Linked DNA regions of Homo sapiens: region 1 is linked to region 2. A link is a loop called in an ENCODE intact Hi-C map of the cell type or tissue named here. Cell type or tissue: B cell. All regions are shown on one strand. Each heading gives the region's core, and the rest is flanking DNA. Links, peaks and the distances in the headings are about the cores only. Region 1 has its middle 16 kb from the start of LINC00604. Region 2 has its middle 20 kb from the start of LINC00603.

The links. A loop is a pair of places that touch in the nucleus more often than their neighbours do. Peaks named below come from ENCODE experiments on the same cell type or tissue, not always from the same donor. Only the 100,000 strongest peaks of a DNase experiment are listed, where the experiment ranks them.
Region 1: a loop joins it to region 2, with 14 times the contacts of the local background. A loop is called at or near these places in 2 of 110 quality-filtered maps.

The regions. Positions count from the first base shown.
Region 1 is chr5:40,220,351-40,228,695 of GRCh38, forward strand. No RefSeq gene overlaps it. Among named protein-coding and RNA genes, the nearest start is that of LINC00604, 16 kb to the right of the region's middle. In B cell, for the core only: no CTCF peak of the experiment used is centred there; DNase peaks (open chromatin) are centred at 3,781 and 4,961.
Region 2 is chr5:40,028,534-40,036,878 of GRCh38, forward strand. No RefSeq gene overlaps it. Among named protein-coding and RNA genes, the nearest start is that of LINC00603, 20 kb to the right of the region's middle. RefSeq lists an enhancer at 4,689-5,691. In B cell, for the core only: no CTCF peak of the experiment used is centred there; a DNase peak (open chromatin) is centred at 5,018; H3K4me3 peaks cover 932 bases; H3K27ac peaks cover 2,917 bases.

The sequences.
Region 1 (8,345 bases), core at 98-8,097, 190 kb after region 2:
AGTGGTTCTTCAATGTGCTAGTGCTTGAAATTCTTCATTAGATCTTCTGCATTTGGGCAGCAGGCCAAGAAACAGAGGAAGGGTAGCAGATAGTGCAGAAGGTTTGACACTTAAGCCTTTGAGTGGCTTACATCACTTTTGACTCCTTTCCATTGACCAGAATATAGTCATAGGCTGCACCGACCTGTGAGAAATTGGAAAAATGTGGTCTAGCTCTTTGTCCCCGATGAAAAGGAAACAGGGTTTTATGAAGATATAACAGACTCTGCCACATATGGCTGTATTAGCATGAAATGGCATTGTCTCCTGATCTGTGAATTTTGCCACTGTGTGAGCAAGCCAGATGCAGAGCAGAGTACTTTTTTGTGTGTATAAAGAAAGACTACTACACTCACAAATGCCCTGCTCCTTAAGCACTTCCTTGATCCCTCACTACGAATCCAAGAGTTACAGTCATTACAATTGTTTCCTCTCCACTGTGCTACCTACTTAGATGTAAAGTCTTCAAAAGGGAGAAAAAGAAAAGAGCCATGTAGTTTGGGATATGATGGGAGAATAAGGCAGGACTCTGGCCAGCTCAGAAGTCAGCTGCTTGAGTTTCTATCAGTGGTCAAAGACTGTACTTAAGCCAAAGCCACTTCATGTTATCTTTCAGCTCTTTTGTTTCCCTGATTTGGCTACTCTGTCAAGCCCATCAAAGCTGTGATCCTCAAATCCCTATGAGTTACATTTATGGTTTTCTCTTTAGCCTTCAATATTGCTGTCAACCTTGGTGCGTGTATGTGTGTGTGTGCATGCATGTGTCTTTATAGGTCTTTAATTAGAAGTTGAGAGAATTATTATACATAACTGGGCTGCCACTGTAAGTGAAAATTTTCCTCAAAGTTGTCCTCTTTGAAGTTTAATTTGTTGTTGTTTATTGTTTTGTTTGTTTATTGTTACTTCCAGTATGGCTTTGAGTTCAGTGTAAACAATAAGCAACTACATCATAGAATTCAACGTTAGTGTTTCAGGAAGAACAAAATCAAAAGACAAGTTTCAGAGCAGAGCAAACACCTCAGACATCACTATTTGAGGCTGGTACTATTTACCACAAAGTTTCATTGCAGCCTTAAAGTCCTCAACCCATCCGTTTGGGTAGCCACTACCAATCAGTGTGGACATGTGATACTGTGTGATGCTACTGAGCCAAAATGACCTTATTTTGCTCAAATGGTTTGCCCCATTAACAAGTATTTATTAAGCATCTACTATGTGGCAAGCAGTTTGGCCTTTGCTGGAGATAAATGGTAAAGAAGAGCATACTCCATACCACCAAGGAGCACATGGCCTTTTGGTGAAGACAAATAACTAAAATTACACACAACGTAAGCCCGGGATGCCATGGAAGCACCTGGACCAAGCATCCAACATAGTCCTGAGGATCAGGAATGGCTTCTGGGAGGAAACAGAGATTTCATGGATAGAGGGAATTAATCAAGTGAAGTGGAGAAGCAGAGTCTTCCAGGTATTCCTTAAACCCCATCTCAGCATTTATCCCACTGTTCAGCCATGTTTCTGGGAAATTCTCTCTCTCTCGGGGACTCCTGAGCCTAATTCCTCAGGCATGACATGGATGTGAGCGACATTATTATATCACGGTGAATCACTTGTCTTTGGTTGTGGTGTTGAAATTGCAAAGGGATGACATAACCTGGCTGTGGTTCTTATTTGGGAAACCTACAAAAAGAATTTTTGCTCTTCTTTTTTCTTTTTATAGAACTCTGCCCTCCATTTTCTCCCTTGGTGAGGCATTCTGGGAAAAGTTCTTCGGTCACAGCAGACTTTCCTGAACTACTGTAGAACTACTGTCTCATAGAAGCCACCTCTACCCACCAAAGTTGGCTTTTATTTTTGACTTCACAACAAAGAGTCTAGGAGACCACAAATCATAAAACCAAATTTTTTTTATCTTATCCTCATTAGTATAAAGCATGATTTTGTTATCATTTGGGAAGAGATTTTTTTTTTTTTTTTTTTTTTTTTGAGATGGAGTCTTGCTCTGTCACCAGGCTGGAATGCAGCCGCGCGATCTCCGCTCACTGCAACCTCTGCCTCCCGGGTTCAAGCGATTCTCCTGCCTCAGCCTCCCGAGTAGCTGGGATTACAGGCATGCGCCACCGTGCCCGGCTAATTTTTTTTTGTATTTTCAGTAGAGACGGAGTTTCACCATGTTGGCCAGAAAGATCTTAATCTTTTGACCTCGTGAACCGCCCACCTCGGCCTCCCAAAGTGCTGCGATTACAGGCGCGAGCCACCGCACCCGGCCTGGGAAGAGATTTCTTTGGGGAAGTATGATTATTTTTCTAATAGTTTCCTCATGGAAATGATCCTGAGTTGTTGAGTTTGCAAGAGTCAACTGCATGCAAAGACGTGGGATAATGGGCATTGCAAGGATCCCCTGCCCTCAAACTTCTTCCTTGCTCCCAGCCTAGGTTTTGATTCCCCTAATTAAATATTGCTGCTTTGGAGTTACCCAGAAAGTTTGTGGCTAAAACAAATTATGTCTGGTCCTGATAAAACCTTCATGCCTCAGCTTCTATTCATATTCTAGCTTAGCTATCTTCCAGCTTTGTTTTTTTAAATTAACTGTAACTAGCAGAGAGCTGGCCTTGTGAAAATAGAACTCAGAGCAGATCTTGTCTGGTAGGAAGTAGTTAAAAGGATTTGCACCACCTGAGGGGACATTTCTGGAAGGGCTTTCCCAGTTATACTCTCTGTTAAGTATTAAATGTGCAATGGGGAAATAAGTTAAAAATCATAATATATAACGATAATTAAATTATTAGAGGTTTCAAAGACAATAAGCACATGAACATGTTTCATTTTTGAATCAAATATCTTCTCCCCTCACTTTCACTACCAGGAACTGAATTTGGATATGTTGTTCCTGTTTAAGCCTAAGAAGAAATGGGGGACGGGTGGAGGAAATAATAGATCAAGTAACACTTTAACAAGTTGAATTCAGTGAGTAAGACATCTCATTGTAGCCTTTTGTTTCTCTAGATCTTACTCTCTGTTTAAGTATAGCCTCCTTAGATGTTTATACTTAAGTAGTTTAATATAATATTATAATATTTTTAAAAAGCATAATCACATAGACAATAATGCTGCTTATAACCCTGATTTAATTCATTTGGGGGAATCTGAATTGGTGGGTGTAGGAGAATATAGCCAACTTATAAACCTAATACTAATGATGGTTTTATAGTAACTGGAAGTCATAGTGTTAAAAAATAATAATAATAAATTTTTAAAAAACAAACCTACAAGCCTGAACTACAAAATAATTGCAAGCCTCTCAAAACATACAGTATTTTCACCGTGTAAACATAATGTAGTAAAATTTCATTTAACTGAACCTAAAGTGCTGGATCCCTAAACTAATAGTATTTTTAGTATTTTATTTTTTAGGAAGGGGGCATAAGAAAGCAAAAAAATCAGACCATGTTAGAAGACTCAAAAAAGCGTATTCCAGCATAAATCTAGAGATGAGAATACATTCAGAGTAGTCTCCCAAGCTTCTGCATTGATTCTGCTCTGTGTTAAAGACATAAGCTTCAAAGGCAGGAGAGTGATTTAATGCATTTCAGAAGAACTTTGAATAACATTTTTGAAACAAAAAGGGATTTTCCACATTAGCCACAGCTGACCACAAAATACAATTTAATGACTTGCCCCACTTCCTAAGTATCTTGGTTGAGGCTTAATGTTTGCAGCTGGTGGAGCATTTTGCCATATTGTAGTTTGCGCATCTCATCCCTTTTTGGACCATATACTCACTTAGAAACAATCCCAGTCTCATTGCTTTTGTGGCACGAGGTCTTCCGATGATCAACTGTATAGTAGGGTGACTCACATCTTACCAACTCAATATAAGCAGCTGAGAGAACACAGTGCCAGTATATGTCCAGTAATTCACTGCATGGTGGTTTCTCTGAAATCTTAATGGAATGCCCCTCACACAGGCGTAGGCACACATTATGCACTCCGTACACACTCTACTCACTACATAGGGAGACTATAACTCTTACACTTTCATTTATACCCAAACTATGTGATTTGGGCAATTTTGACTCTTCTGGTTTGTTTTGAAATCTTGGTTGCACTTTATGTTTTCTGTTGAAAATTATGTTTTATTTAATACTTGACGAGAGGTTGAATTGTCTGCTTCATTTTCTCTTCTGAGTCCCTGTATGATGCCTTCAGTCAAGTCACAGGTGCCCTTTGGAAAGCTTAACTTCACTGCTGAGTCATGTTGTTGCTAAGCAAGCCAAAACTTCCTCCCATCCCGAGAGGCTCATTCTTCTCAAATTCTCTTCTTTTTCTAAGGACACCAGAACAGGATGGGTAAAGTGAACTTAATTTCTAAGTATGTGAATTTTTAGTGTTATCCATTTCCAGAAACATTTATTACAATACTTAGATTGTAGGACCTCTTCTGTGTTAGTCCATCCTCACGCTGCTAGTAAAAACACACCCAGCCAGGCATGGTGGCTCATGCCTGTAATCCCAGCACTTTGGGAGGCCAAAGCAGGTGGATCATGAGGTCAGGAGATCGAGACCATCCTGGCTAACACGGTGAAACTAAAATACAAAAAATTACTCTACTAAAAATACAAAAAATTAGCCAGGCGTGGTGGCAGGCACCTGTAGTCCCAGGTACTTGGGAGGCTGAGGCAGGAGAATGGCATGAACCCGGGAGGTGGAGCTTGCAGTGAGCCGAGATCGCCACTGCACTCCAGCCTGGGCGACACAGCGAGACTCCATCAAAAAAAAAAAAAAAAAAAAAAAACACCCAAGAGTGGGTAATTTTTAATGAAAAATAGGTTTAATGAATGGACTCACAGTTCCACATGGCTGGGGAAGCCTCACAATCATGGTGAAAGTTGAAGGAGGAGCAAAGTCATGTCTTAGGTGGCAGCAGGCAAGAGGGCATGTGCAGGGGAACTCCCCTTTTTAAAACCATCAGATCTCATGAGACTTATTTACTATTATGAGAACAGCATGGGAAAATCCTGCCCCCATGATTCAATTACCTCCCACCAGGTCCCTCCCATGACACGTGGGGGTTATGGGAGCTACAATTCAAGATGAGATTTAGATGGGAATGCAGCCAAACCATATCACCCTCTAATACATATAATCTAATAGAGACCTGGAAAAATATTTAGCTGGTCATACACACTGACACACACATTTCTATTTTAGTCTGATAGAAGCCAATACTCAAGTTAGGAACTCTGGGTTTTAATTTGTAAACCTGTGTGATCTTGGGTTTTGGAAGCACTTAGACCTTCTGCTGCTACATCACTTGATCCTGGGACCAGAGGCAGTAGAAATAGGCTGTGGACACAAGCCACAAAGAGCTCCATGAAGAGAGTAAAACTCTAACATCTACATCAAGAAGGAGAGATCTGTAGGACCATGAAAAGATGCACGGAAGGACCAATCAACTCAGCTTGAACAGTTAAGAAAGGTGACACTGAGAAAGTATCACCTATTCTAGAAAATGGACAGGAATTATTGAGGTAAGAATGAAGGAGATGGGAGTGAGATGGTGTCCCTAATAAAGCCATGGCTTATGCAAGTGACCTTGGAAGTAGGGAGAGTATGTATAATTCAGTCTGACTGAAGATTAAATTGCAAGGAAGTAGGAGATGGTCAAGGGGTAAGACCAGAAAAGTAAACAGTAGCACTCAGCAGTGTTATTCATTTTATTCCCTGAAGTCTAACTGTGGACTGCCGTAGTTTCCTGGGTATGGAGTACAGTCACAAGATACATGCAAGAAACTGTGAGAAGAGGATGTCAATTAATACCTAAAAATATTCTTCCTCATAAATCAGTAGGCAAGTGCCCTAAACAGCCAAAAGCAGAGTTTTTCAGTGAAGGTCTTAGAGTACAATAGGAGATTAAGTGGTGATATCTTGTTTTATCATGGTTTTCCCCTCCCAAGGTAACTAAGAATTCTTTCTTTGCATTTTGGACAAAGGCTGCTCTGATGCAAATCATCAGGGTGAGAAGGATGTGACAAAAACACATACCAAGAAAGACTGCATTTGCGCCTCTTACCTGGGACAGAACAGAAGCCCACACCATGCTTTCGCCACAAAAAGGAAAAACAGAAAGTAGATGTCCGCACCAGCCTCTTGTTAGTCCATGAAACAGGAAGGGAAAGGGGTATAGGAGAATGACTTCCTTCATTTTAAAGCACAGTAAGCTTGTTCACAAAAAAAAAAAATTGAAAGAAAAAAATAAACAAATAAGAAAATCAATGAGTGAATAAAAAAGTACTAAATAGAGTAAGTAAAAGGAAAGGAAAATGAGAAAAATGAAATTTGGAGCTCTTAAGATGTAAGAACGTATTTGGCTAGAAATTTCATTGGCTGTGATTCAGATTTATAAATTGTTAAACATACCTCATTCCAAGCCTGTTTAGATCAAATAAAATCATGTATGTGAAAGCATATTATAAGCTATACATGTGATAAAAAGAAAGTTATTACTATCCACTTTTACTAGTGTTACCATAGGCTAATTGCATAAATTTCAAAAAGATGGAAAGATCATCTCAAAATGTAAGTATGTGTGGAGCACCTGATGTGCCTGATTTGCTACCAGGCATAGAACATTTTCAAAACACAGAACTTAGGAAGAAAGCCAATAGGGGCAGTTGCTCTGTCAAGCAAGACTTTCCACCAGATCAACAACTGAATTCAGTCAGCCAAAGGAGCAGAAATGTCACAGCTGAAATTTTCAAACCAGTCAATGACCTTTAATATTTACGAATGGCTGTGCACCCAGGAATTAACACACTTGAACTTTTTCCTGTTACGTCTATAGCAGACATGTACCCAGATTAAGGCTTTGCCCAGCCATCTGTTAGGGGAAATAAATGCCTGTATGTTTTTTCCATTCCCTTCTCTTCCATTTCTCCTTTACTCTCTCATTCCAAAAGGAGTCTGAAATCCATGGCTGAATGCACAGAATGCAACAGAACAGAAATAAACAGATGAAGAAATCAGTATAGGATCAAAATGAGGGTGAGAAAACCGGGTGACTCTAGGGATAGAAATGCAAGCCTCATTGATAGGTTGGTATTTTAGTTCTGAGCATCCCAGGGACCCAATGAGGCAATATGATTGTTCCAAGATACACAATAACCATGAGATAAAAGCCAACCGCATTTTTAGAAGAAACATTTCAAATATAAACAGTGTTGAAACATTTTCATTCATCACTCTACACAACTGTTGGGCCATTGCAATAGAAATTTCCAAGTTTCCCACCACATATTAGAGAAAAATTCCAGTCTAAACTGAATCTTATGAATTGTTTTTCCTTCTTTGCTGAGGTAATGTTAAACATAAGATACATTAATAGAGAATGACTCTCATTTTGCTAAGGAATATGTTTGTTACATCACTAATTTGAAGCACCTGTTGCTTTAATATAGTGTGGAGCTTTTTTCTTTTTGCTTTATTAAATATTTTCTGCCTATCTCATGCATTATATACCTCTGTGATGAATCTATTTTCATGCTGGGACTCTGCCTTAGTGGGGGTTAATTGATGAGGTCTATTCTTGTTTAGTTTATTGGCTTCTATGCTTACCCTCTTTTATTACCTAAATGTGAGCTCTTTATTGTTCCATCCCCTTCCCAGCTGCTCTCAATATCCATGTAGGGGCCTGAGGGCTGGGCTGGGCTGGGCTGAAACTCTCCCAAGTCTGTGAGAAAGGGGTAGTGGTGGAGTCAGGGGGCGGTGCAGTATAAACTAGACTCAGCTGAGCAGCCTGCTTCACATTATGCGGGGGATGAGTTAGTGCCTTCTGTGGACATCCCTCATGCTCTTTTCTGTGTGCACTAAATTCCTTAGGTTGATAGAGCCTTCTAGACACCTTGGAGTTCCCCTCAAATATTGGTTCCTAAGGAGAATTTCACCTATCACCATAACGAGCTGCCTGCCTCACTCCTGTGTATTAGGAAAAAAAAAAAAAAAAAGAAACACAAGAGATTTGTATCTCGTACACTTTGTATTAGTTTTTTATTGTTGCCATAACAGATTACTATGAGTTCAGCGGCTAAGAAAAACATCCATTTATTATCTAACACTTCTGTGAGTTAGAAGTCCCACACAGATTTCTCCAGGCTAAAATCAAGGTATCAGCAAGGCTGTGTCCCTGACTAGGGCTCTAGGAAAGAATCTGCTTCCAAGCTCACTGACATTGGCAGAGTCTAATTCCTTGCAGTTATAGGACTGAGATTCCATTTATTTGCAGGCTATCAGCTGCGGGCCATCCTCAG
Region 2 (8,345 bases), core at 314-8,313:
TTTAAGTGTTTATGTGTATGTATGTTTATATAACATATATATGTTATATATATGTATGTATGTTTATAAGGACACAGAATAATGCAAAATATATTTCATACATGAAGTTATGGTTTAAAAATGTTCAATATCCACTGCACTAGGCAAATATTTGCCCATGTACATTGGGAGACAAAAGAATGTCCACAGCATCTCAATTTTAAAAAATTAAAAAATAATTTAAATGTTAATGGAAGTATTAAGGTATAGCAGAGACTATATCATGCATTTTTCAAACCATTTGATTTTCATACTAGGCACATGCCATCTTCTCCATCTAGGTGGAGCCATGTAATTGTGTTCTGTTTAAAATGTGGGAAAAAATAATGGTCAGAAATGCCTTATGCAGTAATCGCCTTCACCTCCTCCTTCTCTTCTCTTCTCTCCTTCTCCTTCTTTTTCCTGTCCCCTCTCCTTCTCCTTTTCTTCCCTCTCCAGCTCTCATCTCTCTCCATCTTTCTGTCTCTCTGTTTCTCGCTCTCCCTCTCACTCTATTTCTCTCTCTCCTATGCACTCACATGCAAACACACCACACTCCTGCTCTCATCCGCATTTCCATTTTGCAATCAAAGACTGCAAAATGTTGAACACACACAATGGAAACGGCCTGCATCCCTAGGTTCTCTGCTGCGAGGATGGACAAGCAGGACAGCTGTCCAACAAGATTTGTCTGCATCAGACATTGTATGGGCAAAAAATAAGCTACTGAATGTTTTAGGATTATTTGTTACTGCAGTTAATCTATCTAATTATACAAATAGATAAATTGTAGTTTAGTCCTACTACAGAATGCTATATAACAGTAAAAATCAATTATTTACAGTTACAATGAAAGTAAATCTCAGATGAATCTAAGCCTAAAAAACAAGTTGAAGAATACATACAATACAACTTCATTTATATATGGTTCAAAATATGCAAAACTAAGCTATGTGTTATTTAATATTCTAACTAATGTGTTAGAACTATAAGGAAGAGCAAGAGAATCATAAACATAAAATTAAGTATAGTGGCTACTTTTGAGCAGTAGTAATGGAAGAGGTTAGGATGCAAGGGCATACTCACAGGGAATCTGGGTTTAATAAAAATGTATTTTTTTCTAAAATGATTGTGAGTTCATGGGCATTTTTTGGTATCTTCTGTCTTTAAACCTTAGCTATATTTGTAATTTTTAAAATTTGTATATCTACTTAGTATTTTAATATTTTTAGATAAGAGTGACTGAAAAACAGTTCAATTATTGCAAAACAGAGAAAAACAAAGTAGTTTCCAGTTAGCAATTTCTCCAAAAGAATTTGGCAAGAAGAAAGATCACTAGGCGGATGTTCTAAAAAACTAGACTATGCAGCCAATAGAAATTGCAACAGAGTTATTCTGGAAAAAGAAAAACATATAAATCAAAGGCCAATTGAAATAATTAATTTAACTTACAGTTTGGCTAAAATTGAAAAATCCATAATCATCTGCGGAACTGATACATGATATTCAAATGGAAGAATTTATAAGCGTAAGTTCACGGAGTTGGAAGTTCTGAACAATATCTGGCTAAAAGGACAGTGGAGATTATTTTTCCATAGGCATTTGAAAAACTGTAGATACAATCATAACATGATATAAGTGAATAATCCTTTACTGATTCTACAGCTGTGATTCTCAATCTTTCCTGCACATTAGAATCATCTAGGGAGTTTTTTTTTTTTTTTTTAAAGTCCCATTGTTCAGTTTGCACCAGACACAAAATAAATCAGAATATCTGGGGACAGGCCCTAGGCAATGGTATTTTTAAAGATCCCCAGATGATTTTATGTTCAGCCAACATTAAGGACCACTGAGCTAGAGCAACTCCTTTATGTCATAGTCAAAAGGTCTGAGGTTGCAAATTGTAGATTGCATCGTATAAGGTCACACAGCTGGTTAATGATTTTCTGTTCTTTTCCCTGTCTTCTGTCTTCAATTTTTAAATGTTGCTGCTTCCTCTATATTTTGTACATTTATTCACAACACTTCAGATTCTTTTAGCCTCAGTTATCTCTTATTCTAACCACTCAGTTTCGCAGATGTGAAATCTGACACCTGAGGTCTAGACCTTGTAGTGCCTACCCTCTTCCCAGGAGCTTCTTTAATGATATGTGGTAGCAGACCCTTTAGAAATGCTCTTGGCACTCGCAACTGTGCAACTTGAAAAGGATGAAGAATTATAATGCTATGGGGTGAACCTATGACTAATGAGTAATGAAAGGCAATGAACTTGCTTTTCACTTTCATTCCCATATACTGGTAGCCTTGAGATGCATTTCATATGCCTCATTAAGCAGACCTGGGAGCTCGAACATCTAGTCACCTATAGCTGTGGGCAACTGCATAATGAATCTTTGTCCTGGCACTCCCTCCTCCCCTGCTAACCTTGTCTCTTTTCCACCTCCTTGAGTCTCACTTTCCAATAAAATATTTGCACTTAATTCTTTGATTCAGTCTCTACTGTCTGGAGAAACCAAGCTAAGACATTACCCTTCTTCTGTTATCTTAATATTAATCTTTCATGGTCAATATACAATTTTCATTGCCCGGACCATGCCTGGATAATTGAGATGCAATGATTATTAAAAACATCATCATCAACTCAAGGTCCTTTATACATATGTTCTTTGGTGCTTTAAGAACCTTCCATATTCATTTTCTAGAGAAGGTGAAGGAGAAAAATGTCTACAAAAAGTAAAATGTTCCAGGAAAAAAATAGCTCATACAGAAAAAAATAAACTGATTAAAACGTGAAAAGAGATTGAGGAGGAGAACAAGATCAAAAGGAACCTGGAATTAGAAATGGAGAGTTGTCCAATAAGTCCTCTCTATCTAAACTACAATCAAAGTAATTCTTCATTTCCCCATAAAGAATGTCATTTCAACTATTATCAATATATTAAATAATCCTCTTTATCTATGCCTCTATCTTTCTGCTAATCAGATTAACATAGATGGCATTTATTCATTCTTTCTATACTCATCCAGTGTTAATTTGGTTCCATTATTGTTCTAGAAACCCAAATAATAAAATTACTTTAGTGGGAGATATTGGTATTGAGTAATTATTGAATTTCCACCTAAGTTCCTAAGTCAATAAGGAGAATCTTACCAAATACTTCTAACTGTAAGTAAATGAGAAATGGAACATTTATTCTTCTAAAGAGTATCATACCCATATATGGCCACTGTATCCTTATTTGTTCCTATTCTTGGATATATTCACACCAACACTTGGCTTTCTGGTCATCATAGAACACACCACCTTTCTTGTTTACATATATTCTATAACTTGCTCCTTAGTAGAGTCTTTATTTTCTCATTCATAAGTCCCCAGGTCTCTTCTGAAATTCAAGGGCTTTTCTTCCCATATTTTTCATTTATTCCACAAATGATCTTTACTACATGAAATATATCTTGTGATACAGTAGATAATATGACAACACATTCTATCTCTTCATTGAGTTTACCTTTTAGTGGAGGTATCAAATAGAAATGAGATAAAGAATACAGATTACCACAAATAGGATGCAATAAATAGTAAATACATAACACACTATTAGAAAGAGTAGTCAGGGAAATCTTGTCTGAGGAGAGAAATGGGATGTAATGGTCTCATGGGGACCTCAGAGGGAAGTTGAGACCTAAAGGATAAGACTGAGTCAGCCAGGCAAATTTCTACCAAAAAAGCATTCTATGCAGAGATAAGTGATCGCAAAGGCCTCCCTGAGATGGATAACGGTTTGATAAATTCCAGGAACAGAATGGGACCAGTATAGCTGGAATATAATGAAAAATCAGTAGAAGAGCATAAAATTAGGTTAGAGAAGACCGGGCACGGTGGCTCATGCATGTAATCCCAGCACTTTAGGAGGCTGAGGCAGGTGGGTCACCTGCAGTCAGGAGTTCGAGATCATCCTGGCCAACATGGTGAAACCCCGTCTCTACTAAAAATACAAAAATTAGTCGGGAGTGGTGGCGGTGCCTATAATCCCAGCTACTAGGGAGGTTGAGACAGGAGAATCGCTTGAATCTGGGAGGCTGAGATTGTAGTGAGCTGAGATCGCACCACTGCACTCCAGCCTGGGCAACAAGAGTGAAACTCCATATCAATAAAAAAAAAAAAATAGGTTGGAGAGAATATAAGTACTAGATACTTCGGAGTTTTGTAAACCAAGATATGGAGTGTGTATTTTATTATAAGAACAATAAAAATCCTTGAAGGATTTTTCAGCTAGGAAAAAAAAAAAAAACTTAGCCTGATTTTCATTTTTGAAGATTTCTCAATTTACTCTATGGAGAAACAAGTTAGGAGGCTGGTATAATCCAGTAAAGAATTGAAGAAGGCATTAAAGAATAAAATGCACATAAAATAAATACATGTCAAAGATGACATTTGATTCATTAATTAATGAAAAAACCAGTAAGATGTTGCAACTAATTAAAAAGAGAATCAAACAACACATGTATATTAACAATCAAAAATGCTTAGATGAATTTCAAATACAGTAGATGCAAAACTGGTCAATTTCCACAGGGCAATAATCAACTGAATTTCTATGAACAAGAATCATTTGCATGACTATAAGTTTTCTACAAATTACAAGATCGCTAAAATAGCTCAAAGATGATGAAAGTCACAAGTAAACAGGAACAGTGTGCTAGACAGGACATCCAGTAATCTTTATTTTTTTTCTTTCAAAGTCTTTTTTAATTTTTCCTGACAGGAGCCTGAATTAGATAGAACACTGATAGAGGACACAGAAAACAGTGCTGAATTACAGATATGTTGCAAAACTTCATTATTAAGATCCAAATCATCCTAGCTTCGATGTAACCATCACAAACTAGAACAAAAAAAGATATTTAATCTAGCATGAGAGCTGTTACTGAGGAACTAAGTGATGTCAGTCCCTTGAGAGAACAGGTGCTTGGTTTTCCTTCCCTTTGATGTCAGCTTTCCGGTGATGCGGTGATGAGACCTGCAGTAGTGTTTGCTTAGTCTTCACAGTCCAGTCAACCCTAGTCCTGTGACTGCTGTGTTAGTGTGATCAGTTCAAACTGTTCTGGTGTTTGCATGGCTGGGCAGCAGATCTCTTGACAGGGCTGCTCAAATTGGTTGCCCATCTTTTCTCTTCCCCACCAAAGTCCTGAAGGCTGAATGAACTGACAGCCCATTGATTGTCAGCTTCTGCTACTCCTTGGCCAAAGAGCCTTATGAAATACATACGGATGTCCATCAGTGTTCCAAACCCTGCAAGACTTGAAGTGCATTTTTGGACCATAGTTCATATGAATTTAGTAATAGCAGCCTGCGCAGCTGTTTTCTTCTGAAATCTTTGTATTACTTTTTCCAAATGTTCTTAACTAATTTTGGAGTCTAGACTAGGAAATGTCAATACTCTCTAATATGCTGCATCTCCACTATTCACAATAGCAAAGACATGGAATCAATCTAAATGCCCATCACTGACTGGATAAAGAAAATATAGTGCATATACACCATGGAATATTATTCAGCCAGAAAAAAATGAGCTCATGTATTTTGCAGAAACATGGATGGAGCTGGAAGCCATTATCCTTGGCAAATTAACATAGGAACAGAAAACCAAATACTGCATGTTCTCACTTACAAGTGGGAGCTAAATGATGAGAACTCATGGAGATAATAAGGGAATCAACAGACACTTGGGCCTACTTGAGGGTGGAAGGTGGGAGGAGAGAGAAGATCAGAAAGAAATAACTATTGGGTAATAGGCTTAGTACTTGGGTGATAAAATTATCTGTACAACAAACCCCCATGATATGAACTTACCTATATGACAAACCTGCACATGCCCCTATGAACCTAAAGTAAAAGTTAAAAAAAAATATGCTGCATCTCTTCACAATGCCTGGGGACATTTAGAGAAGACATTATTCATCAGTTAAGTAGATTAGTGATATGGTACCAAGTTCGCTCAGCTACTACCATGGCATTTCTTAATTTTTAGCTAGCCTCCACCCATGGGCACTTTCTTCCCTATCTATTCTGTTGTTCTTTCTTATCCACTCTCTCCACATATCCTCCTCATTGTGGTCACTGACTCTTACTCCCTGCGTTCTGAGATAATGTATGTGAAAGCACTCAATATTCTAAAATTCTACACCAATGTAAAGTATCAACATTACTATAACTCATATATTTCCAATCTAGTTTTGTGAGTAGGTGGGTGTGTGCAATGTGAGTGAGTGCATGAGTACAGAAGAACAATGCTCAGTTGTCGTGAACAGGCCCCCATCCTGGACTAACATCTCCATTACCCTCCCTACACAGAAAGAGCCTGAACTTATATGAAGATAGGCAAGACTCAGATACACCTAACTAATGACAAGTTTCAGATTTGAGGCTTTTTTTAAGAAGCACAGCAGTAGAAGTCCTTTCCTAGTTAATCTAAGAAGCAGATACAATTTGTTTGTAGTGTCTCACCTTTCCTATCCCCTGACATTTATTTTTCTTTATCATAAAACCCAATGCCCTCTACTATTCTCCAGCAAGTCCCATCTTCCTTATTGGTTAATGCCCCAGTACCATACTAAGTAATGCTTGGTGCTTTCTAATTACCTTTCCCCCAAACTCAAACTCTCGTGAATTTAGGCTATGGAGAAAAATGTTCTATTAATCTGGTCCACCTGAGAATATGACAAGATAATAACAATATCCATATGGGCAATTTCATGTTTAATAATTTGGTAATTGTTATAAATGGGTGATGGCTTTAAAAGTCTAAGAAAAACTTTTAAGAAAGAATGCTTTCTAAAAATCCCTTAATTTTAGAGGTGATGCTTTGACATTCATGAGGCAATCCTTAACCTGGAAAAGGCAAGCAGTGAAATGAGGTGATAAACACTCTAAAAACCAGATGGAATACTGGTCAAATGCTGTGTGGCGGCAAGAAGTGACACATAGCGGCTCTCCGAGCTGCTCTAAGACATCCACTAGAGCCTAGAATCAATCACTTTTCATACTGAATAGACCACAAAAGACAAACCTCATTGATACCAGGGCCATATACTCACAGAAAACATTAATCTAGGACCATATAATATTTTAAAAGGTCTTTTTACAAAAAAACCATATAACATTTTTAAAAGGTCTTTTTGGAAAAAAAGATAAATCCAAATTGCCCTGAAATTAGTTAGAAAGTTAGGAATAGAGACCATAAAATATATTCACTAAGTGGATTTTTTAAAAAACTTTAAAAGCAATTTAGTTTCTTGGTCATAAAACAGAAAAAGAGAGTGAAGCAATCAAACAGGCATGAGGTCAAGAGGTGAAAATACAGGAAAGAAAAGGTAGAGGGTCAAAGAAAAAAGAAAATAGGCCCAAAAGAAACAGTAACAGGGAGAGAAGCATTAAGAGACAAATGCAAATGTGTTTGAAAACACACACAAAGGGAAGAGAATGCCAGGAAAGGCTACACACACTTACCCATACTTACCTGATGTATATATTCTCTCTGTGCAGAGAGAGACAGATTGAAAGCATGGAGGAAAAAAAACACACATAAAGACACACTGTGATGGCTTGGTATTGTGTCGGCTGAGGCTACACTGTGATGGCTAGGTTAAACTACATTTCCAAGATTTCCCTTCCATATGTTTTTCCACTTAGGGTGAGACACAGAGAGAATCTTGTGCAAGATTTGGAGGGTAGAAGTAAAGCAGCAGCTATTTTTGTAGGTCACGTAAATTGTCACTTATCCTCTGGCTTACCTTGTTGGTCTAAGACAGGAGCTCAGCCTACAATTGCTCCACCTTCCATTGAATTCTCCTGATTCTCCACGGGGTGTGTGTGTGTGTGTGTGTGTGTGTGTGTGTGTGTGTGTGTGTGTGTGTGTGTGTATCTTTAGCTCCTTGATGAAGAGCACTGGCTTCTGCAGGAACCCCTTGCCATCAAGGTGAGAGACAGTAAAAACTGATACTTGTGGGTTCCAGTTTGTTCCTACTGTCTCCCACTTTATATGCATTTTCCCTTCTTTTTGTGGACTTCAAGCCTTCACAGCAGATTCAAGGACACAGCTACACAGAGACTACTTAATTAGCTCCCACTTTCATAATTGCATGAGGTCTACTGCCTGGGAAAAATCCCTTGATACAAATACAAGATTGGATGAATGAATGAGTGAATGAACAAATATGGTTCCTTGTGACTCTGCTGTTCTGATTGCATACTGACTGATACAGACACATAAATTAAAAAACCAGGTTTCTAAAAGTTAATGAAACAGTATCTCTAGTGTTTAACC